Regions from separate parts of the Homo sapiens genome. Here regions 2 and 3 are each linked to region 1. A link is a loop called in an ENCODE intact Hi-C map of the cell type or tissue named here. Cell type or tissue: Panc1. All regions are shown on one strand.

The links. Peaks named below come from ENCODE experiments on the same cell type or tissue, not always from the same donor. Only the 100,000 strongest peaks of a DNase experiment are listed, where the experiment ranks them.
Region 2: it touches region 1 in a loop (4-fold over the local background); 70 of 110 quality-filtered maps call a loop at or near these places.
Region 3: a loop joins it to region 1, with 5 times the contacts of the local background. A loop is called at or near these places in 24 of 110 quality-filtered maps.

Annotation. Positions count from the first base shown.
Region 1 is chr7:36,483,437-36,491,436 of GRCh38, forward strand. No RefSeq gene overlaps it. Among named protein-coding and RNA genes, the nearest start is that of ANLN, 98 kb to the left of the region's middle. In Panc1, CTCF peaks have their summits at 4,499 and 4,735; a DNase peak (open chromatin) is centred at 4,535; H3K27ac peaks cover 3,584 bases.
Region 2 is chr7:36,667,731-36,675,730 of GRCh38, forward strand. AOAH (acyloxyacyl hydrolase) reads right to left here. Exons shown (of 21, transcript NM_001637.4): 3 at 6,213-6,279. Among named protein-coding and RNA genes, the nearest start is that of AOAH, 53 kb to the right of the region's middle. In Panc1, CTCF peaks have their summits at 3,283 (motif pointing left) and 3,515; a DNase peak (open chromatin) is centred at 3,291; H3K27ac peaks cover 2,670 bases.
Region 3 is chr7:36,967,533-36,975,532 of GRCh38, forward strand. The region is part of intron 16 of ELMO1 (engulfment and cell motility 1); the gene reads right to left. Among named protein-coding and RNA genes, the nearest start is that of ELMO1-AS1, 26 kb to the right of the region's middle. In Panc1, a CTCF peak has its summit at 179; no DNase peak of the experiment used is centred here; H3K27ac peaks cover 1,574 bases.

The DNA of each region.
Region 1 (8,000 bases):
GTTCTCTGCCTTAGTCTTGAAGTGCAGTGGGGGGTGTGGGAAGGCCAGGAGAATTCTCCCATTCTCAGTTTTGCACAGGTCCTCGTGGAAAGTGTGAATCCCTCAGGGGGCTCTCACTCACTCATCCTTTCTGGTATTGGAGAGATTCTCCTGGCTCTGCACTGAGCCCAGACAGGCTGGTGCCCAGTTCTGCTCTCTATGTTTCTTGGCTACCTTGATGGATCCCAATGTGTGTGTGTGTGTGTGTGTGTGTGTGTGTGTGTGTGTGTGTGTGTTTAGATGGAGTCTTGCTTTGTTGTGCAGGCTGGAGTGCAGTGGCACCATCTTGGCTCACTGCAACCTCTGCCTCATGGGTTGAAGCAATTCTCCTGCCTCAGCCTCCCGAGTAGCTGGGACTACAGGCATGTGCCACCCAAGCCCAGCTAATTTTTGTATTTTCAGTAGAGACGGGGTTTCACCATGTTAGCCAGGTTGGTCTCAAACTCCTGACCTCAGGCAATCTGCCCACCTCGGCCTCCCAAAGTGCTGGGATTATAGTCATGAGCCACTGCACCCGACCACAGTGTAGTTTTTCAGATGACTGGCCTGCAGGGTCAGTGTTCACTAGCCCTTTTGTTTCCTTTCTGTGAGAGTGGTGCACATGAGCTGCTTCTAGTCTGGCATCTTGGTCCAGTTCCATCTTGGTCCAGTTCCACTCTATCCTTCCTGGCTTCATTCATTTGCATCGTTGTTAACATCCCTTCTCAACAAAACTAAAGGATCTCCCTCAAGATGCACATTCCTGAGAAGTCAGGGAGTGTGTGTGTGTGTGTGTGTGTGTGTGTGTGTGTGTGTGTGTGCATGTGAACGCATGCGTGGACATATGCATTCATCATAAATAGACTGTAAGTCCCACTTAACTATATCACTATATTAATTTGCTCATTCCCTTGGTAAAATTCTTTGGTAACCATCAGAGGCTAGTGGAATGCTCCCTAACAGGTGTGTGCATTTCTGTTTCTACAAGCAAATGTCAGAAGAGTCAATAGTGTTTGCTCCCAAACGTGATCGTACCAGTTGTAAATGACATACTGTAAATGTCATAGTTAAACATTATATAAACTGAAAGTGTGAAAATGAAATTTTTAAACAATAACTCAGAGATTCTATAAAGATTAACTGCCGAGCGCAGTGGCTCACGCCTGTAATCTCAGCACTTTGGGAGGCCAAGGCGGGCAGATCATGAGTTCAAGAGATCGAGACCATCCTGGTGAAACCCCATCTCTACTAAAAATACAAAAATTAGCTGGGTGTTGTGGCACGCACTTGTAGTCTCAGCTACTCGGGAGGCTGAGGCAGGAGAATCGCTTGAACCCGGGAGGTGGAGGTTGCAGCGAGCTGAGGTTGCGCCACTGCACTCCAGCCTGGGTGACAGGGTGAGACTCCGTCTCAAAAAATAAAAATAAATTAAAAAAAAGAAACTGCGGCCATATTAAGTACAAAAGGGAAAAAGAGTAGAAATCTAGAAGAACAATGCTCTGAGATTACTTCATCAGTTTCTTTAAATTTAGTTCTCTTTAGAGACCTGGACAGTGCACATTGTTTGTTTACATAAGGAAGAGGTTATATAATTCATTCTACAGACTCCTGCTTAAAGAAAAGGGCTGTGCTTACAATACATGTGATGAATAAAAAGGAATATTTGAGCTGTGTGTGTATGCAATCTCTTATTTTGCTTTCTCACTTGATGTGACTTTTTCAATTAATTGATTGCATTAGATAAAAGGGCTTCTTCTGAATTTTAATTTTAACACTTTCTCCTGTCACAGTAAGGTTGTGTACAATAAATTCTGTTTTTAAGAAAAGGAATGTTTTGAGCTCACTGGCTGGAAGTGTTTTAGAAAAACTCTTAAGCCTGGTCATAAAACTAACTCTTGAATTCCACTGTTTGTCTCAGAGCAGTGGCAAGAATAGCTGAAAAGTTAAGCAATAGGTTTGACAACAAAATAGGTAAGTCATCTCAAGCGACTCTTGACATGTTTCAAATGCAGAACATATCAGGGTTGGAAGATATTGTCATTGCTGACCTTGACACACTGGCTAGTGGGAATTAATTTATAAAAGGTAAATAACCAAGGACTCTCGGATAGGACTCCATCCCTTTTTCCTTCCCTCCCTCCCTCTCTCTTTTAACATAAATAGTTTATAACCTCCATTTGTCTTAAGGCATAAGAAGATCCCAGACCTATTCCTGATGGCCAATACAAACACACACAGTGATCATATTCCTGGAACTAGAAGTCCAGAAAACTGGTTTACCAGTGAGACAGAATATTTGAAATTGGGACATTAATTTTACTTTTTGTTATGGATTTATGTAAATAAAGTTTTGTGACTATTGCTAAAATTACTGAGAATATAAATTTGGACCCTGCCTGGAGGGTTACCTGTAATAATTTTTATTCTTTCCCTGAGTAAGCCTTTGGTGGTGAGAGACAACTCTCTTAGCCAAAGGAGAATTCAAAGTCTCACTCCAGGATCTGCAGATAAGAGGCTGTTAGGAAGTGGAAAAGAGCATCATGGGAGATTCGTGTTTTTACAAAGGCTCAGGACAGTGGCTTCTCAGACAACAGGGCCCCTCCCTTGGGCTCCAAGCTTTGGACTGCCTCCCTGCCCCCCTCCTCCAGCCCATCTCCAACCTTGCACCTCCTCTGCAAGGCCAAGGGGACATGACCACCCAGGGCCTGCGTTTCCCTTTCTGGACCATGTGCAGGTATCTGGTCCTCAGAATTCCCCACCCAAATGGCTGGAGTCTGCTTCTGGGGCTGTGTGGGCCTCTTTCCTGGATGGAAGGATAACCAAGATCCCTAACCCTGAGAGGTCACTTAATTACTAATGGACAGCTTCCATAGTTTTTGTCCGTGTCCAACTTAAGACCAACCAGAGAAAGCCAAATATGTTTCCCTAACCAATCACATAGGATGCCCTGCTTCTTCCTAACCACCTCCAGCTTCCCCATGCCAACAGCCTCTAATCAGGGCACACTGGAGCATTCCCCATTTTTTTCCCTGCTATAAAGCCTTCCTCTGCCTGCCTTTGAGTCTCTGCCAAATTCGAGTGACAGTAGCTGACTCCCTTGCTAGAGCAAGTTCTGAATAAATAGTCCTTCTCTGTTCTCCTTTGGGTAATCTTTGTTTATTTCCACAATTGCCACAGTTTTTCAGTCTCCCTGATTTTCATATCTAGGCCGAAGGCGAAGAATGATTAATCAAAATATTTGTGTCTTTATTATTTATTTAATACATTTAAATGTTATGTAAAATTTTCTGAGGAAGAGTGAAAAAATTAAAAGTATTGACTGTTGGGAACCTAATTATATATATATATAATTGATTGCATTAGATAAAAGGGCATATATATATATATTTATATATATATATATTTATATATTTATATATATATATATTTATATATATATATTTATATATATTTATATATATATATATTTATATATATTTATATATATATTTATATATATTTATATATATATTTATATATATTTATATATATATTTATATATATTTATATATATATATATTTATATATACATACTCAGAAGAAGCCCCCTACCTTTGTTTTTTGAGACAGGGTGTCGCTCTGTTGCCCAGGCTGGAGTGCAGTGGTGTGATCTCGTTTCACTGCAACCTCAGCCTCCCTAGTAGCTGGGATTACAGGCATGTGCCTCCATGCCTGGCAAATTTTTGTATTTTTAGTAAAGACAAGGTTTCACAATGTTGTCCAGGCTGGTCTCGAACTCCTGACCTCAAGTGATCAGCCCGCCTCATCCTCCCAAAGTGCTGGGATTACAGGCATGAGCCACCACACCTGGCCCAGAAGAAGCCCTTTTATCTAATGCAATCAATCAGTTTAAAAAGTCACATAAAGTGGGAAAACATAAAAAGAGATTGCCCATACAGCTCAAATATTCCTTTTTATTTATCACATGTATCATAAGAATAGGGCTTTTCTTTGAGCAGGAGTCTGTAGAATGAATTGTATTAGGTTGGTGCAAATGTAATTGTAGTTTTTGCCATTACTTTTAATAGTGGTTTTTGCAATTAAAAGTAATGGCAAAAACTGCAATTACGTTTGCACCAACCTAAATATACAACCTCTTCCTTATGTAAACAACCAATGTGCACTGTCCAGGTCTCAAAGAGAACTAAATTTAAACACACCTGTGAAAAAAAGATATGTATATTTGTGTATGTCTTTTATTTTAATTCTTATAAAAGAGTTCTTTAAAAAATATTTACATTTATGTTTTCTTTTAACAACTTGATTAATATCTCAGTCTACTAGTGTGACTATCAGTCTGTTAGTGTGAATTTGCCGGATTTATGATGAAAATTTTGGAAGGAGATCAGCACTTGAGGAAATAACACTGGCTTGTCAAAGTTTATAACTTCAGCTTTAAGTGGTACATGTACACTTGCAGTTTCCAATCTCACCCATCAGATGGTGCCAATACTTCACTAGTAGTTTTGCCACAATGCTTTGATATCCTCCGATGTGGCATTTGAAAAGCATTGAAAGATTGATTACTTATGCTCTTGATAAAGTTAAGGATTTTATTATTAATTCAGCTTTAGATGTAGTTAAAAATGAGTACAAGTGTATGACACCCTTCAGATAAACGTATGCTAAAGAATTAAGCAGCCTGAAATGAATGGAGAGCTATTTATTTTTTATAGTTGTATCTTACTGTATATTTAATTTATGCAATTCCCCAAAACCAGTGCTTCTTCTTCTTCCTTTTTTTTTTTTAAATTATACTTTAAGTTCTGGGATACATGTGCAGAATGAGCAGGTTTGTTACATAGGTATACACGTGCCATGGTGGTGTGCTGCACCCATCAACCCCTCATCTACATTAGGTATTTCTCCTAATGCTATCCTTCCACTAGCCCCCCACCCCCTGACAGGCCCCAGTTTGTGATGTTCCCCTCCCTGTGTCCGCATGTTCTCATTGTTCAACTCTCACTTATGAGTGAGAACGTGCAGTGTTTGGTTTTCTGTTCCTGTGTTAGTTTGCTGAGATTGATGGTTTCCAGCTTTATCCAGGTCTCTGCAAAGGACATGAACCCATCCTTTTTTATGGCTGCATAGTATTCCATGGTGTATATGTGCCACATTTTCTTTATTCAGTCTGTCATTGATGGGCATTTGGATTGGTTCCAAGTCTTTGCTATTGTGAATAGTGCTGCAATAAACATACGTGTTCATGTGTCTTTATAGTAGAATGATTTATAATCCTTTGGGTATATACCAGAGATTGCTGGGTCAAATGGTATTTCTGGTTCTAGATCCTTGAGGAATCGCCACACTGTCTTCTACAATGGCTGAACTAATTTACACTCCCACCAACAGTGTAAAAGCGCTCCTATTGCCCCACATCCTCTCCAGCACCTGTTGTTTCCCGACTTTTTAATGATCACCATTCTAACTGGCATGAGATGGTATCTCATTGTGGTTTTGATTTGCATTTCTCTAATGACCAATGATGATGAGCTTTTCTTTCATATGTTTTTTGGCCGCATAAATGTCTTCTTTTGAGAAGTGTCTGTTCATATCCTTTGCCCACTTTTGGATGGGGTTGTTTGTTTTTTTCTTGTAAATTTGTTTAAGTTTGTTTAAGTTCCTTGTAGATTCTGGATATTAGCCCTTTGTCACATGGATAGATTGCAAACATTTTCTCCCTATTCACTCTGATGATAGTTTCTTTTGCTGTGCAGAAACTCTTTAGTTTAATTAGATCCCATTTGTCAATTTTGGCTTTTGTTGCCATTGCTTTTGGTGTTTTAGTCATGAAGTCTTTGCCCAAAACCAGTTCCTACAAGTTAGATCTTTCCAAATTTCCATGTGCTTGCCATCTGCTGCATTGCAGACCAGCCATGTAGTATGAAAACTTGCTCTGAAGCTGCACTCCTAACTGCACTAATTGTTAAATCACAATTACTTTTGCACCAACTGAATAGCTCCTAGAGTGCTTCCTGGAGTCGGCAGTTTGCACCTACCCTGGGAGGGAGAAGGCAAATCACTCAGTGCTCCTCAGTGTCTTTTCCAGGCTCCTGATGGAGTTCAGCAGGCTTCTACGGTATGGCCATTCCTTGTTTCCTTTAACTTGACTCCATTCATTTGTTCAATGGTGTTTCCTGAACAAGAGAGGTTATAACTTTTCCTCCTTAAGCTTTGTGCCTTGAGACTCAAGTGCTGTCTAGAAGTAGCGGAATGCTTTGCCCAGAAACTCTGCTTCTCTTTTGGAAGATGACCCTGAACTCACTGATATCATAGAATTTACTCAAAACAGCCATAAACGCTCACATAAGCTCTTTTATCATAAATTGAAAGCATACATAGGAGGTCTTGGTACTCAATGAACTGGGCATAGGGGATTTATAAATTAATAATCAAATGAGGATGTCCTCTGGTTCACAGTTCCTTATCTGAAATTCTTTGGGCCAGATGTACTTTGGAATTCAGAACGTTTTGAATATGTAGAGCTAATATTATGCATATGCTATATATTACATAATGCTCTGGAAGGGTCTAGGACAACTCCCTATAATCAACCCATTAATTTTTCTGCAGGGAAACATAAATGTTCATATTAAGTGGGATAAATAAAGCCTAAATGTCCTCATGTCATGGCAGGTCAGGGTGTGCCTCCAAAGTGAGCTATGAAACAAATCTTTGGTTGTCAGAGCTTTTTGGATTTGGAGAATGTGAATAAGATAATGTGGACTTGTGTTAGGTGCTTTATGTGTTGTTTCATCTAGTCCTCATAGAAGTCCTGTGTTAAATATAAGGATATACGAATATGAGGAGCCTGAGGGTCAGAGTGGTTAAGTAGCTTTCCTAATGTTCCACGGCAGAGCCAACACTCAAACTGGCCTGGCTCTAAACAGGCTTAATGTTGCATCGGTTTCCACTTTATAAATTAGTAAAATGCTAAAACTTCAAGTTCCTTGCCTATGTTTGGCTTTTTGCCAATATTCTGCATTATTTTTTATTTTCTTTGGCATCCATGAGAAAGAATATGGTTGCATAGTGAACAATTTGCTCTCTGATGGATGGAGGGAAAGGCTCTTGCTGGCACCTTTGCAGAGCACCGTACTGGCTTGGGGAGGGAGCAGGGTTGCAGTGCTGGAGAACAAAACAGTCAGCTCTGCAAATGTCAGATTTTCCAGTGGTTGGAGACTCCTGCAGTGCACTTGGTCCACACAGCTAGTCAACCTTGATGTTGTCTGCAAAATGATCCAACATCTCATTAACGTCTCTCACTTCCTTTTGCGCATTGTGCACTAGCTTGGATTTCTGCTCCTTTGAATGGGGACATCAGAAGTCACTTGGCTTAATCAAGTTGTCAGCAGGCCAGGGAGGAACTGTTGGCTTTATTCTGTGCATTGTCTCAGGATGGGAATGAATTAAAGTAGTTATATTTTAAAATTATGCTTTCAAGGCAATTCATAAACCATGTTCCTTTTTTGCATCCTAATTATCCTTTTTCTCCTTTCCCTTATTTCTTTCCCTGTGCCAAACTATAACCCATTTATAGTCTAAAGTTTAGGGGTATACAATAGTTATATTTTAAAATTGTGCTTTCAAGGTAATTCATAAACCATGTTCCTTTTTTGCATCCTAATTATCCTTTTTCTCCTTTCCCTTATTTCTTTCCCTGTGCCAAATTATAACCCTATTTATAGTCTACAGTTTAGGGGTATACAATCTTTTTCTTCCCTGTTGTTTCTTTCTTGTAATGAAATTAGTAACTTAGCAAAAGCATGGACGAGAGCTCTTTTTATATACCTGTAAAAATATTGCAGGAAACAATAAACTTTGTAACATTTTAATGGACTAAATCTTTTATAGACTTTGAAGATTTGTTAGAAAAATTATTCATCTATAGGACTACATATACCAATATGTCATTCTTAAGGTGCTTTTAAAAGTCCTCCTTG
Region 2 (8,000 bases), 180 kb after region 1:
CTCTGTTTTTGGTGCATACATATTAAGAATTTTTGTCTTATTGGAGAACTGACCACTTTATCATTATGTAACTCTTATCCCTTTATCCCTGATAACTTTCCTCACTTTGAAGTATGTTCTGTTTCAAATTAACATGGCTGCTCTTTCTTTTGATTAATGCTAGCATGGTATAGCTTTCTCTATCTCCTTTTAATCTATATTTATCTTTATATTTAAAGTGAGTTTCTTGCTAGACAGCATATAATTGAGTCTAATTTTTTGATCCACTCTGACAATTTCTGTTTCTTAGTTGGTGCATTTAAACCATTGACAGTCAAAATGATTATTGATATAGTTAATACCTACCATATTTGTTACTGTTTTTTATTTGTTACCGTTGTTCTTTGTTTTTATTTTTGTTTTCTACTCTTTTTCATTTCTCCCCTGCTCCCTCACTCCTACCATCAGAAACATGAGAGGTTTTTGTGTGTGTGTGTGTGTCTCTAATAACTACTATGAGAAATCAGTTGAACTCTTGGAGGTAAAACTCACAAAAGAGTGGGTGGGCACACCCCTATGACTTGGTTCCCCTGGAATTTTTAACACAGTCTTGTCTACGTCTAGCTCCAGCAATTTGTCTATTACAGTACAGATTATCTTTCTTTAATGCTGGCTCCTGTGGCAATTTTTGCCCTGGAAAGTTGTGATTCTCTGTATCCACCTGTTTCTCCCCACTTTCGGAGGCAGCTGCTTGCCCAATAATCTTACTTCTTTTGTTGTTTGTTTGATTTCTTGGAGGCAGAGTCTCCCCCTGTCACCCAGGCTGTAGTGCAATGGCGCTATCTCAGCTCACTGCAACCTTCGCCTCCTGGGTTCAAGTGATTCTAATGCCTCAGGTTCTAGAGTAGCTGGGATTAGAGAGGTGCACCGCCACCCCCGGCTAATTTTTGTATTTCTAGTAGAGACGGGGTTTCACTATGTTGGCCAAAGTGGTCTTAAACTCCTGGACTCAAGTGATCCACCTGCCTTGGCCTCCCAAAGTGTTGGGATTACAGGCGTGAGCCATCACACCCAGCCCTGATCTTACTTCTCTTAAAGATCTATGAAGTATTGTTGGTTTTTCAGTTTGTTCAGCTTTTTAACCTGCTGTTAGAACAGAGTGGTGACTTTCAAACTTCATAATGTTGAACCTATCACATTTTCATTTACTTCCTTTTACTACCTTTACAGCTATAGAAGTGTACAGAGTGCAGCATGCAGGAAGGGCAGGGCTTCAACACTTTGGCATAGCCAGCTAATTGATTGCTTGAATTAGAATCATGGTAGAATTACAGTCGATGATGATGACCATCGTTATCATCATAAATCTAAAGAGGAGCAAGGATGACCACATGGCAGAGTAACAGAGCCTGTGGCAGGGTTAGGGGAATAGAGCCTTTTTCACTTGAAAGTGCTCATATTTAGACCTGTGACATTACTTTCAAAGGAGGTTTTATATACAAATTGTAGTCACAGAGATCCCCCAGCAGAACTGGAAGATCTTCTTCATATAACTTAATACTTTTATCTTGTTTCTAGGTCACATCCTTTATAGTGTACTAGAATTTAATTATTTCTATAAATCTTGTAATTATCTTGGGAATAACAGAATTATATTCCCCCCCCACCTTTTTTTTTTTTTTTTTTTAATTTAAATGGAGTCTTTCTCTGTTGCCCAGGCTGGAGTGCAGTGGCATGATTTTGGCTCATTGCAACCTCCACCTCCTGGGTTCAAGTGATTCTTCTGCCTCAGCCTCCTGAGTAGCTGAGATTACAGGCACTCACCACCATGCCTGGCTAATTTTTATAGTTTTAGTAAAGATGGGGTTTCACCATGTTGGTTAGGTTGATCTCAAACTCCTGACCTCAAGTGATCCACCCGCCTCAGCCTCCCAAAGTGCTGGGATTACAGGCATGAGTCACAGAGTGCAGTGGCTCTGCCCTGTATTTTTAATGCCTCTCCCAAAGCCATTAATTACATCTAAGGTATACCATAATTGTTATCAATTCTGTTTTGCATTTTTTTCTTAAAACTGTTAGTAGTTTATGCCTGTCCTGATCTCAGAGAGCTCCTGGGCTTAGGACATAAGAATTTGTGATTTAGAGAGAAGCATAAATAGATACCAGAAAGCAACACAGCCAGACAGAGACCAGAGTCAGGCTTGCTACAGGAATGGAGAGAGCAATGGCGGTCTGAGACACACAGAGGGGACCCAGCTGTGTCACTGGCTGGGATTGAGCTGCCCCCTGAAGTAGCTCCTCCCTGCATGACTCAGGTTCTTAGGGGAACCCCTGAGTTCTCAGGTATCCTTTTTTTGTTTTTTTTTTTTAACATCTTGTGGCTCTGCCTGTAGGAAGGAAATGTAATTGCTGCACAATTAGTCCATGAATTATTGAGAACTGAGTGGTGTGAAATAATAAGGAAGGATGCCCTTTGGGTTAGAAAATACATTTAATATTGGAAGACTGATATTCAAGTAAAACTAAATCATGAGGTTGTCATTTTCAGGCTCTCCATCAATCTCGAGCTGTGTCTGATGGCTTAAAACAAGCTGTATGAAGAACATGCCCAATGAGGAAACATTTCTATCAGCTCACAACTAATACACATAGGAAATTATGGACAAACAAAACACATGGTGGACAGAACCACGAAGGTGGGATCAGACATCTGTTATTTATTCATTTATTACATCTGTGGTTCTTCAAAAGTGGCCCACCTCATGCTAGCGAGAATTAGTCTCTTTATTAGAAAGAAAAATGTGATTCGGGCTGGAGTGCAGTGGCGTCATCTCAGCTCACTGCAACCTCGGTCTCCAGGGCTCAAGCGATTCCCCTGCCTCAAGCTCCCGAGTAGCTGGGACTACAGGCGCGCGCCACCACACCCGGCTAATTTTTTTTGTATTTTAGTAGAGACAGGGTTTCACCATGTTGGCCAGGATGCTCTCGATCTCCTGACCTCGTGATCCGCCCGCCTTGGCCTCCCAAAGTGCTGAGATTACAGGCGTGAGCCACCGCGCCCGGCCCGCTGGTCCCATTCTTTCTCCATACCTATGCCCGCTTGTCTCTTGTACAGTTCACATGCTGTACAGTTTGCATCTGCAGTGATGAGTATTGTGTCTGTCCTTTCTCTGATCCTTGTGCTTCACTGGTTCTCACACTCACCACTCTATAGCCAGGTACAGAAGAGCAAGTTGTGTCTGAATTACCCAGGCCACTTCTCGGTAACTCCCAGCACACTGCTGTTGGGAGCTGCTCTCTGGCACCCCCTTTTGGACATTTGCATGTATTGCCCCCTTTGAGTTCTGGGACTTTTCAGCTTGCTGATCTGGTTCCCTGATCTAGGCTCCTACTAGGTGTATAAATAGATTCATCAAATAGACGAAAAGGGTTTCTTTTTTTTACTGTTTTCATACTTTTAAAAGGCTTTCTTCACAGCAATCTAGTCATGGCTCATCTGTAATCATACTTTTTTTAAAAAAATTTATTAATTCAACAAACACTTATTGAAGACTTTCCATGCTTAAGTATTACACCTGGGCCTGGAGATACAAAGCTCTCTCCTTTTCCCCCCAACTCTTCCTACCTCTTTTTCTTACTTTCTTTTTTACTTTCATAAACATATAGTCAGTATTTTGCTAAGTACCTGCAGATAGATGCAAAGATGAATAAAATGTAGTCCTAGCCCTCAAACTGTTTTCCATCTAGATAGCAGCTTAGAAAAGTAAATGGATAATTCAGTTACAAACAGCTGTGGTAAATGCCATGCTACGGGCTTGCACAGGGTATTAGGAAAATGCGTGCATGCTCATGAATGTACATGTCTGTATGAGTGTGCATGTGCTCATGCGTGTGTGTGTATGTGTGTGTGCGTGTGTGCATCTGTGTGTGTGCACGTGTTTGTGTGTGTGTGTGTGTGTGCCTGTTTGCCTGTGTGTATAGGAGTGGGTTCATAAGATTTGTTTGGGGTAGAGGTAGGGGGTAGAGGTTTTGGATGTGCCAAGCTGAGTGAACATCTCGTACAAAGATCCTGAGGCAGAAACCTCCTGGTGTGTGGGGAGACTACAAGTGGTTTGAAGTGTAGTGTGCTATGGAGTGGCAAGGGGTGAGTCTGGAAATGCCCTCAGAAACCAGTTCCTGATGAGCCTTGTGTATGGGGCTAGGAGTCCTCCAGAGGATGTGAAGACTTCGAATAATTTTACGTTAAGGGAGTACCATAGTTAGGTTTGCATTAAAACATACTAGTCTAGCTATAATGTAGATTATGAAATTGCAGGGCAATGGGCAAGTTTGTAGGCCTGGAGTCCTGTTAGGAGGCAGTGGCAATAATAGTGGCACTAGCTAAGAATAAAGGGTCCCTGCCTTCCAAACACAGCCCAGGGGTTATGAAAAATTGTTTGCCACAACAGAGCGAGATCGCTATTAAGAGAGGCAGATGCACAGTATGACAGATTACTGATGACCTCCCTGCCTGTATGATTTTAAGTTCCTTCTGTCTTTAAAATGTTGTAGACTCTAGGCTACCCTGTTGTAGAGGGGGGATGCTGTCTTGTGAACATCTCTGCTGTAAGGCTAATGGCCCCTTGAAGAGGAATCATGTAAGGATGTTCCTAGGAACCAACCCAAATGCCCATCAATGATAGACTGCATAAAGAAAATGTGGCACATATACACCATGGAATACTATGAAGCCATAAAAAGGATGAGTGCTCGTCCTTTGCAGGACACGGATGAAGCTGGAAACCATCATTCTCAGTAAACTATCACAAGATCAGAAAACCAAACACCACATGTTCTCACTCATAAGTGGGAGTTGAACAATGCGAACACATGGACACAGGGAGGGGAACATCACACACCAGAGCCTGTCAGAAGGTGGGGGAAAGGGGAGGGAGAGCATTAGGACAAATACCTAATGAATGTGGGGCTTAAAACCCAGATGACGGGTTGATAGGTGCAGCAAACCACCATGGCACATGTAAACCTATGTAACAAACCTGCATGTTCAGCACATGTATCCCAGAACTTAAAGTTAAAAAAAAATAGAATGTTCCTAGGAGTACTGTTCACAAGAGTTAAAACCAGAAAGCAATTAAACATATAATTTATGTGTAATAAATTATAAAATGTTTATAATAACATGTATTATATGATAATGAATGATTTATATTTGTATATTTTATACATAATAAAACTATAGAAAAACCTCCATAATTTTTTTTATAGAAAGCAGAAGAAGGATGAACACGGAATTTAGGATGATGCTCACTTGGGTGGGAAAAGCCTGAGAATAAAGGGGAGGGACCATAGGAGCAGAGAAAGTTATGGTCAAGGTCCTAGACTGTTTTGGGTGGTGGGTTCAGGAGCTTATTTCAGTATTCAAAGTAACTAAATAAGAATATAAAAAGTGTAAGACAGCCATGTATGGATCATTGATGAGAGACTGCCATGAACTGAGAAACAGGGCTTATTTGATTCAGTGCCCTGAGCTCAAAAAAAGAAAAATAGTAGCTGGGCCTGGTGGCTCATATCTGTAATTCCAGCACTTTGAGAGGCCAAGGTGGGTGGATCATGAGGTCAAGAGTTTGAGACTATCCTGGCCAACATGGTGAAACCCCATCTCTACTAAGAATACAAAAATTAGCCGGTGTGGTGGCACATGCCCGCCGTAATCCCAGCCTCTTAGGCTAAGGCAGGAGAATTGCTTGAACCTGGGAGGTGGAGGTTGCAGTGAGCCGAGATCACACCACTGCCCTCCAGCCTGGGCTACAGAGCAAGACTCTGTCTCAGGAAAAGAAAAAAGGAAAAAAAGAAAAACAGTAAAAGAAAAAGCAGACTGTGATAATGCGAGGAGCAAGGGCTGGGAGTAGGGAGGCGGAGAGAAGCCAGGAAACCAGCTAAGTGGGGAGAGAAGATGTGGCCTGGGAATCCAGGGAGGCGGAGAGGGCTCAGGAGAAAGGTTCAATCACCCAAGTACAGGTTACCACACTGTAATTCAAGGGGAGCCTTTGCGTAGAGTGACGAAGGATCCAAATTAGGTTCCAATTTTCCACTATTACTAAGAGCTGGAATAACACCTCGAGCCCTGTCCAGAAAGCGCATCATGCTGAACACAGAGCCTCCCACCTCCCAGTTTTCTTGTTCCTCCCATGTCCCAGCAATGGAATCAGAGTTATGTGTCATGGCATACTCACAGTTTTATGATGTCTGATCCAAACTTGTCAATGACTAAATAGCAGGTGGTTTTCAAGAACAGTTTTTCTAAAAAATATAAAGAGGGAAATTGAATATATTTTTATTGCGACGAATTTAACACACCTTAATAATGATTATCTTTGCTAGGAACTGAAGCTGAGTGATTAATTTATGATTAATTTAATTTTAAGGATTTGAAGGAAATGTTTCAGCTAATGTATGCATTAAATATCACTTCTATCTCAGGTTTATGTGAATGCCACCTAACCGTCCAGGTTAAAGATAACCAATTTATTCTAAAAACACAGTTTAATGCTGGGTTTTCCTTTTCGTTCATTCTTTCTTTCTTTTTTTTCTACAGGGAATACCTGAATGTTGGCTATGACCTCATTTGTTGAAGTTGAAAGAAATGAGACTTGCATTAGTCAATCATCTGAAATGTAGCTCTGTTAGAAATGGTCTTTTCTGGTGTTTATTCAAAGGAAAATACTTCACTTGGGGTCCTTAGTTTTTGCTGTTGTTATCCCAGAGGTAAAAGGAGATGACAGTTACAGGTGATCCTGCACTGCCACCTTCATCACAGGACATAGATACACTCCACACAAATACTCCTACTAACAACATAATCTCCCCTGACCTATGAGAGCACATGAATGTTTTGTGAGTTCCTCTATCCACCCAATGAAACTTGTTAGCTCTTTGGTCCTGTTTCTCCAGTTTGTGAGTCTATTGTGGAGCCCTGGTAATTCAACTCAGGATCTTAGCAGAGTTAGGGACAGATCAGCTGTCCTGGAAAGAGCTAGAAAACCCTGATTAAGGAGAATCTATCTTGTCATGATGTGTCTCACATAGGGGGGCCCGGGCCTTGCTGGATGATGGAGTGGTGAAACAAGATAAATATGGGAATGCTCCCTGGTACTTCAATTTTGCTTAATGTTAAATAATGTGAAATATTATTTTTGTATTAAAATAGATCTATTCTATGACTTTTTAGACAAAAAAGTACGAGACTTTAAATACACTGTGCTCGGCTGGGTGCAGCGGCTCACGCCTGTAATCCCAGCACTTTGGGAGGGCAAGGCGGGTAGATCGCCTGCGGTCAGGAGTTTGAGACCAGCCTGGCCAACATAGTGAAACCCCGTCTCTCCTAAAAACACAAAAAATTAGCTGGGTGTAGTGGCAGGTGCTTGTAATCCCAGTTACTAGGGAGGCTGGGGCAGGAGAATCGCTTGAACCCGGGAGGTGGAGGTTGCAGTGAGCCGAGATCGTGCCATTGCACTCCAGCCTGGGCAACAAGAGTGAAACTCCGTCTCAAATAAATAAATAAATAAATTGTGCCTTTGAAGTAGGCAATTAAAACTGTGTCCTCACATTATGAGTGACCTTAAAGAAATAAAAAGGATTATAATGGAATGTTATGAACAGGTGCATGGCAATAAATTAGGTAACTTAGATAAAATAAAAAATTCTTAGAAAGACACATAATGCCCAAATGGACTCAAGAATAGACAATTTTAAGAAACATATAACAAGTAAAGAGATTGAATTAGTAATTAAAAACTTCCCACAAAGGAAAGCCTAAGACCAGCTAGCTGCACCAGATAGGATTCATTGGCAAATCTACAAAAAAGTTAAAGAATTACTAACAATTTATCAAGAATTCTTCCAAAAAATGGAAGCAGAGTGACCATTTCTTAACTTATTTATGAGGTTAATATTACCCTGATACTAAAACCAGAAACCTTCCTCCGAAAGAATGTAGACCCAAATCTCTCATGAATATAACC
Region 3 (8,000 bases), 480 kb after region 1:
ACTTCTGGCAAAGGGAGGGTGCTGCTGACCACTTCCAGAAAGCAGCTCAGATTCAGGGAGAGAAAGGACAGAGAAAGGAAAGAGCAAGAGAAATCCGTGTCCCTGGATAGGTAACACCAATAGGAGTTTCTGGTAGGGATTCAGGCACCTGGTGATGAACAGCTGACATCTTAGAGATTAATGATAAAAGACCCAGTGATGGAAACACGAAATAAAAAAGAATTCAGGCTTTGGAAAGAGAATGCAACCTAGCTAATATCTTCTCCCTCCACCTCTCATTCATGCCCCTTTCAGGGAAATGGAAAGTAAACAAACTAACCAGGGAACATCAGGATTTGGTGGCATCCTCAGTCTCAATATATTATGCAGGCATGATTTTTGTATGTGCTTTGCCTGTTATTATAACCCTTCCATTATGTTTATATTAAATTTTTGTTTTAGTAAGTTTATTATCTAATTATAGAAATATTACCTTCCAATTGAGTAATATTAGAAAGAAATATAAAAATAAAAGGAAGAAGTTAAAAATCACTTGTAATCCTTACACTGCAATAATGAGTGTTAACATTGTGGTGCAGAGTCTTCCAGAATTATTTTTAAGTTTATAATTCCATGCTTTTTTTTCTAGATGAAATCATTCTATTGGTTTTATTTCTCCCCACAACCATTAATATCATCAGCTCACTCCAATGACATGAGTCTTCCTAAAGTCTCTCTTAAAATATCAAAGAATATTTATTCTGCACTTCTGATTTTCTTAGGATAAAGTCTTTGACTTGGAATAGAAGGATAAATATCACAGAAAATTTTAAGTTCTTAATATATATTGCCATTTTCAGAAAGACTGTACTAATCTATACTTCAACTGGCAAAGTATGACACTTTGCTTTATGAGCAATGTATATATTTTATCCCAAATATATTATTCACAGATAGCCCATAGTTATTTTGTTTGTGCAGGCATGCGTGTCTGGGTGTACTAATTGAGCTTTGTAAAGCACACTGGCATATTGCCACCCATTAAATTCATTAATAATATTTTAATCAGCTCTATGTCTCTATGTCATTTTCAATTAAATTTTGTTAATTCTTACATTTTCTCTACATTTTATTTGATAGATTGTCAATGTCAATTGTCAATTATTTCTATTAAATAATTGCCTTAACAGAAATAGTTCTTAGATTCATTTATTGATTCTATTATTTCTTTTATTTTCTAGTTTATTGCCTTGCATTATCTTTCCTTTTGTATTCTTTGGGTGCTTTTGTTGTTATTTTCTAAAATGAGTTATATCCTGAGTTCACTTGTTTTCATTCTTTCTATATAAATAATTAAAAAAAATAATTTTGGGGCTACAAATATACTATTTGAGGGCAGCTTTGGCTATATCCCATAAGTTTTGGCATGTGATGTTCTCACTGTCATCATTTTTGTAATCTTTAGTAGTAGTTTAGATTTCCTCTTTGGTTCAGTGGTTATTTAAAAGCCTTTGAGAATTTATTGAGGATCTTTAGCCATGTAAGTGATGCATTTTTGAAAAAGTTGCATGGATACTGAAAAATAAGGCATACTCTCAGTGGAGGGTATCAATTCAGTATGTACCTACCTAGTAGTTGACATGTTAATTATATTATTAAAGTATTCTATATATTATATTTTAACATAATACAGTTACCATGTAAAGACATGCCATCACAGCTATATTTAAAGGTATCAATTCAATATGTACCTATTAGTTGACACATTAATTATATTATTGAAGTATTCTATAGATTATATTTTAACATACTAGAGTAATAGTGTAATGAATGTCAGTCCAGCTATATTTTTATTCATTTCTTCTTGCATTTCTAGCTTTTTCTCATATTTGGGTGATAATGATATGTGGTGAATTCAATATTCATGATATTGTATATTGTTTTTCAACCCAATTTAAGATCTGTGTCATTTCACAGGAAGTTTAACTCAGTATGTTTACAGCCACAATTGCTTCCCCCCACTTGCATCACTTCCCTAGTTTTATGCCTTAAGTTGGTGCACATCAGAATTGATTGAGGAAGCTGCTGGTGGTGGTATATGTGTGTAGTATGTGGTGGGGGTGTGGGGTAGGAGGTGTGTGTGCTGTTTAAAAACACACTTGCTTAAGCCTCACTTGAAATTCTGGCTTAGAAAGTCTGGGATGATCCTGGGGCTGGGTCTTAATTTTTAAAAGACTCAAAAGGTGGCTACATCTAGTAAAGGATGAAAATCACTGCTTTAAATATTTCCAAAACAAACTCTAAATAAATCATATTTCTTTAATAATTAAAGTCAAGAGTAAAACATTCCCTTTATGAACCCCTTTAGTCGCTTCCCTGTTGTTCATATTATTGTAAGGGGTTTTATTTTTATTAATATTTTAACAAGATTTCTATTTTTCAAGAATTTACTTTGATGGTTAAATAAAATTATTATAAAAGTCAAACTATACCGATAGTAAAAATATGTACTAAAGAATACTATACTAAAAATAAAACTCTTCTTCTGGATTCTCCAGTCTCATTCTCCATCATTATCCACTCTTGATAGCATTGTATTCATTTTTCAGGCTCTCCTTATATATGTAAACACACACACAAACACACACACAAATACATTCATACACTTAACACACACACACACACACACACACACACACACACACACACGCACACCAAGGATCATATGCTGAATGCTGTCCTAATACCTTCTTTGTTCCATGAATTATTTCTTGGTAATCTTCCTCTGTCCAATACACACACATGCACGGCATTCTATACAATAAAATCATATTACACAATTTATCCAGATGCAGCTGAGCAGCAGACATGATAACCTGGTTGGGAAAACCATGCCAGTGTGGAGTGTGCTTTTTCTAAATGTGGTAGCCACAAAACAGTGGACTGCAACTTAGTCCACTGGAGGCTTCCCACTCTGTGGTTAACTAGCTAATGTTGCTTACAATCTTATAAGCTTTTCACTGTTTTCTAAGATCCCTGAGAGCAAAAGCTGGATTGTATTCTTTTTGAATTCCTTCCATGTCCCTGGCACATTACTAGGCATGTAGTATACACTTGATAAAGGTTTTGTTGAATCACTGAATACTGGTGACAAGTGACAAAATGACCACACTTTTACCACTCTTCTGAAATAAGAGCACAATAGCTTCCTGTCTTCTCTTTTCCTCAATGCAAGAACAAAACACAAAACCTGAGTTACTTAGGTATGTGGTTGTGCAATGTCAGAGCTGGCCACTCAGTCTGAAACTCCTGATTCTCCAGAGTGGGATTAGGAAAAAACATGGCATTCAGAAGAACATCGACGCACAGGATAAGGCTGCTCACATGAGGGAGACATGAGGGGAGAGGCCAGGAGCCTTGCCATTCCAGCTACCTGGTACCTGACAGAGCTGGACATCAGAATGACACACCATCCTCACTGCCATTGCCAAGGAGATGGGCCCACCCTTGGGAGATGTTCTCCCTGCAACTGTGGAAACCCAGGTATGGAGGCCTCACTGGTGAAGTTGTGTGTATGAATCATTACAACTTGAAGGGAGCTTGGAAAGGACTACCTGGAGAAGTCTTCTTTAGCAAAGAACGAAAGGTCTAGAAACACTGAGTTTCACCAAACATTAAGAGGATAATTATCTACAAGTACTTAACAGGCCTTACCACCAAGGTGAGGCATGAACTGTTCAAGGTGCTTTGTGGAGGCGAGAGAAAGTTTTGGCAGGTGGTGATAATTAAATTAAATTGAGAAAAATTATGTTTCAGCTGGGCATACAGGGAAGCCTCCCTTTGAAAGAGGTCTATTAAACAACCATCCCAAAGGATACACTTAAGTCATTTAAAGTCAAACTGAGCTTGTTATTTGAAGACATAAGAAAAGAAATCATTTTAAATGGGGGAACAGGAGGAGTCAAGGGAGGAAGTAGCTGACTTAATTCGTTACATTTTTTTCTGTTGGTTTGAAGGGTTGTAAACATTACACTTCCATCTCTCCCTGGGAAGGAAAGATCATCCAGATTCCACTGATTCAGAAAAGCAGTATTACCAAGAGATCTAAGCCTGGCGTTATTTACTCACTAAATTTACTCTTTGAAATGTGTTTGGTCAGCTGTGCTTGGCCTCTGTGACTAGCGGTATTTGTCCAGAGGCTAATTAGCTCAAAGGGTAAAAAGATCAGTGAGTTAATCCATAATCTCGAGTGACTGATGAAACCTAACTGCCAACTGGTGTCGGAGCGGGTCCTTTTCTAAAAAAGGGATTAATAGGACATGCTAGCTATTCTCAAATATTAACTTTTCCAAGAATAAGACAGGATAAAACAAGAGAAAAGACAAGCAGAGATTTTTTTTAAACCTCTCTAACATTTGTAAGGTAATTTCACAAATAAAACTTCTAGAATTCCAGGGGACCATGCGGGCTTTCTTTCTTGCTGTGTGATTCATGGGTCTGGGGTGCTCTCAGGCAGTGGTTGCTTTCTGGCCCCCCAACAATGGCAATGAACGTTTCATTGTCGAGCACTTATTATGTGCCGAGCACCAAGAGTTTTACATGTTATTAATTCACTTGGTCCTCCAAGTAATCTAAGAAGCAGGTATTATTATTCTATTTTACAAGAGACACCATTAGGGCCAGAGGTCACACAGCTAATGGGACTTAAACCCAAGAGCTCTGGCTTCAGTCTTTGACCTTAATTGCTCTTACGGGAAGGAGATAACAACTCGTATCCTGATGACCCATGCCATGTCGCAATTTCAAAACACAGCTAGAAGAAACAGAAGTCCCTGGGCTTTGGAAAGTCCATGAAAAGAATCTGTGCTTTTGAGTGCACTCTATCAGTTTGCTAGGACTGCCATGACGAAGTATGGCACACTGGGTGGTTTAAACAACAGAAATTCATTGTCTCACAGTTCTGGAGGCTGGAAGTCTGCATCAGCAGGGTCGGTTCCTCTTGAAGGCTGTAAGGGGCTCTGTTCCAGGCCTTTCTCCTTGGCCTGTAGATGACTGTCTCCTCCCTGTGTCTCTTTACATCATCTTCCTTCTATGCATGTCTGTCTCTGCATCCAGTGTTCCCTTTTTATAAGGACACTAGTCACACTGGATTAGGGTCCATCTGATGTCCTCATTTTAACTTGATTACCTCTGTAAGACCCTATCTCCAAATAAGGGAACTTTCGGAGGTTAGGACTTCAATCTATATATCTATATAACTATATCTATATCTATAGTTTTTTGAAACAGAGTTTCATTCTTGTTGCCTAGGCTGGATGGAGTACAATGGCGCGATCTCGGCTCACTGCAACTTCTACCTCCCAGTTTCAAGCGATTCTCCTGCCTCAGCCTCCTGAGCAGCTGGGATTACAGGCGCCCACCACCACACCCAGCTAATTTTTGTATTTTTAGTGGAGACGAGGTTTTGCCATGTTGACCAGGCTGGTCTCGAACTACTGACCTCAGGTGATCTACCTACCTCGGCCTCCCAAAGTGCTGGGATTACAGGCGTAAGCCACCCATGCCAGGCCAGGACTCTGGTATATATTTTTGAGGAGGACATATTTCAAACTATAACATGCATCAAGGTTTCTAAGCAGGCTTAAATGTCCACTTGAGTGGTACAACCCAATCCGTGAAGCCAGAGCATGGTGCAGGCTCCCATCCATCCTACAGGTACATCAGGATAAAGGCCAGCCTTCTGCCTCCTGGAGCGAGACTGCTGTTCTTTTTCTCCCCTAGCTGGCTAATCAGTAGTGCCAGTACAGGGAAAATTTTTCTGATCTATATAACTGAGGCCTGACATTTAGGAGACTGTGTTTTAACAATGTCCCATTAGGGCCCTATGTCTCTATCAGCTACCATCTAAGTTGCAGAGCAATAGACTGAGTGAGGGCTGAGATGCCCACATAGGCCTCAATTTGCTCCATGAGAAGGAAACAAGTTCCAGTCCATCATTAGGATGGTCTTGAACTATGGAAGCCACATTCATGATCCTGTCTTCTAAGGCAGTGAGAGGTGACAGCGTGCTGGCAGTCCTCACAGCCCTCGCTCGCTCTCGGTGACTCCTCTGCCTGGGCTCCCACTTTGGCGGCACTTGAGAAGCCCTTCAGCCCACCGCTGCAGTGTGGGAGCCCGTTTCTGGGCTGGCCAAGGCCGGAGACAGCTCCCTCGGCTTGCAGGGAGGTGTGGAGGGAGAGGCGCGAGCGGGAACCGGGGCTGCGCGCGGCGCTTGCGAGCCAGCTGGAGTTCCAGATGGGCGTGGTCTTGGCGGCCCGCACTCGGAGCAGCCGGCCCTGCCGTTGCCGAGCAATGAGGGGCTTAGCACCCGGGCCAGCGGCTGCAGAGGGTGTACTGGGTCCCCCAGCAGTGCCAGCCCACCGGCGCTGAGCTCAATTTCTCACTGGGCCTTAGCTGCCTTCCCGCGGGGCAGGGCTCGGGACCTGCAGCCCGCCATGCCTGAGCCTCCCCCCCACTCCGTGGGCTCCTGTGCGTCTGGAGCCTCCCTGATGAGCGCCGCCCCCTGTTCCACTGCGCCCAGTCCCATCGACCACCCAAGGGCTGAGGAGTGTGGGCGCACAGCGCAGGACTGGCAGGCAGCTCCACCTGCAGCCCCGGTGTGGTATCCACTGGGTGAAGCCAGCTGGGCTCCTGAGTCTGGTGGGGATGTGGAGAACCTTTATGTCTAGCTCAGGGATGGTAAATACACCAATCAGCACCCTGTGTTTAGCTCAAGGTTTGTGAGTGCACCAATCGACACTCTGTATCTAGCTGCTGTGGTGGGGATGTGGAGAACCTTTATGTCTAGCTCAGGGATTGTAAATACACCAATCGGCACTCTGTATCTAGCTCAAGGTTTGTAAGCACACCAATCAGCACCCTGTGTCTAGCTCAGGGTTTGTGAATGCACCAATCGACACTCTGTATCTAGCTACTCTGGTGGGGCCTTGGAGAACCTTTGTGTCCACACTCTGTATCTAGCTAATCTGGTGGGGAGGTGGAGGACCTTTGTATCTAGCTCAGGGATTGTAAACGCACCAATCAGCGCCCTGTCAAAACAGACCACTCGGCTCTACCAATCAGCAGGACATGGGTGGGGCCAGATAAGAGAATAAAAGCAGGCTGCCCGAGCCAGCAGTGGCAACCCGCTCGGGTCCCCTTCCACACTGGGGAAGCTTTGTTCTTTCGCTCTTTGCAATAAGTCTTGCTACTGCTCACTCTTTAGGTCCACACTGCTTTTATGAGCTGTAACACTCACCGCGAAGGTCTGCAGCTTCACTCCTGAAGCCAGCGAGACCATGAGCCCACCGGGAAGAATGAACAACTCCAGAAGCGCCACCTTAAGAGCTGTAACACTCACTGCGAACGTCTGCAACTTCACTCCTGAGCCAGCGAGACCATGAACCCACCAGAAGGAAGAAACTCTGAACACATCTGAACATCAGAAGGAACAAACTCCAGACGCGCCACCTTAAGAGATGTGACACTCACTGCGAAGGTCCACGGCTTCATTCTTGAAGTCAGTAAGACCAAGAACCCACCAATTCCGGACACAGCAGTGATTTCCCCACTCCCTATTTTAAAAACTATATGTATCGCTCAGACATTTTTAAGTCAACAGATGAAATTTTTCATCAGGCCAGGCATGGTGGCTAACACCTGTAATCCCAGCACTTTGGGAGGCCAAGGTAGGCAGATCACTTGACGTCAGGAGTTCGAGGCCAGCCTGGGCAACATGGTGAAACCCTGTCTCTATTAAAAAAATACAAATATTAGCCAGGCATGGTGACACATGCCTGTAATCCCAGCTACTTGGGTGGTTGAGACAGGAGAATTGCTTGAACCTGGGAGGCGGAGGTTGCAGTGAGCTGAGATCGCACCACTGCACTGCAGCCTGGGTGACAGAGCAAGTCTCAAAAATAAAACAAAACAGAAAATTTTCATCAAAGTTGAAATAGTTTCAAAGAATATAATTTTCAGTG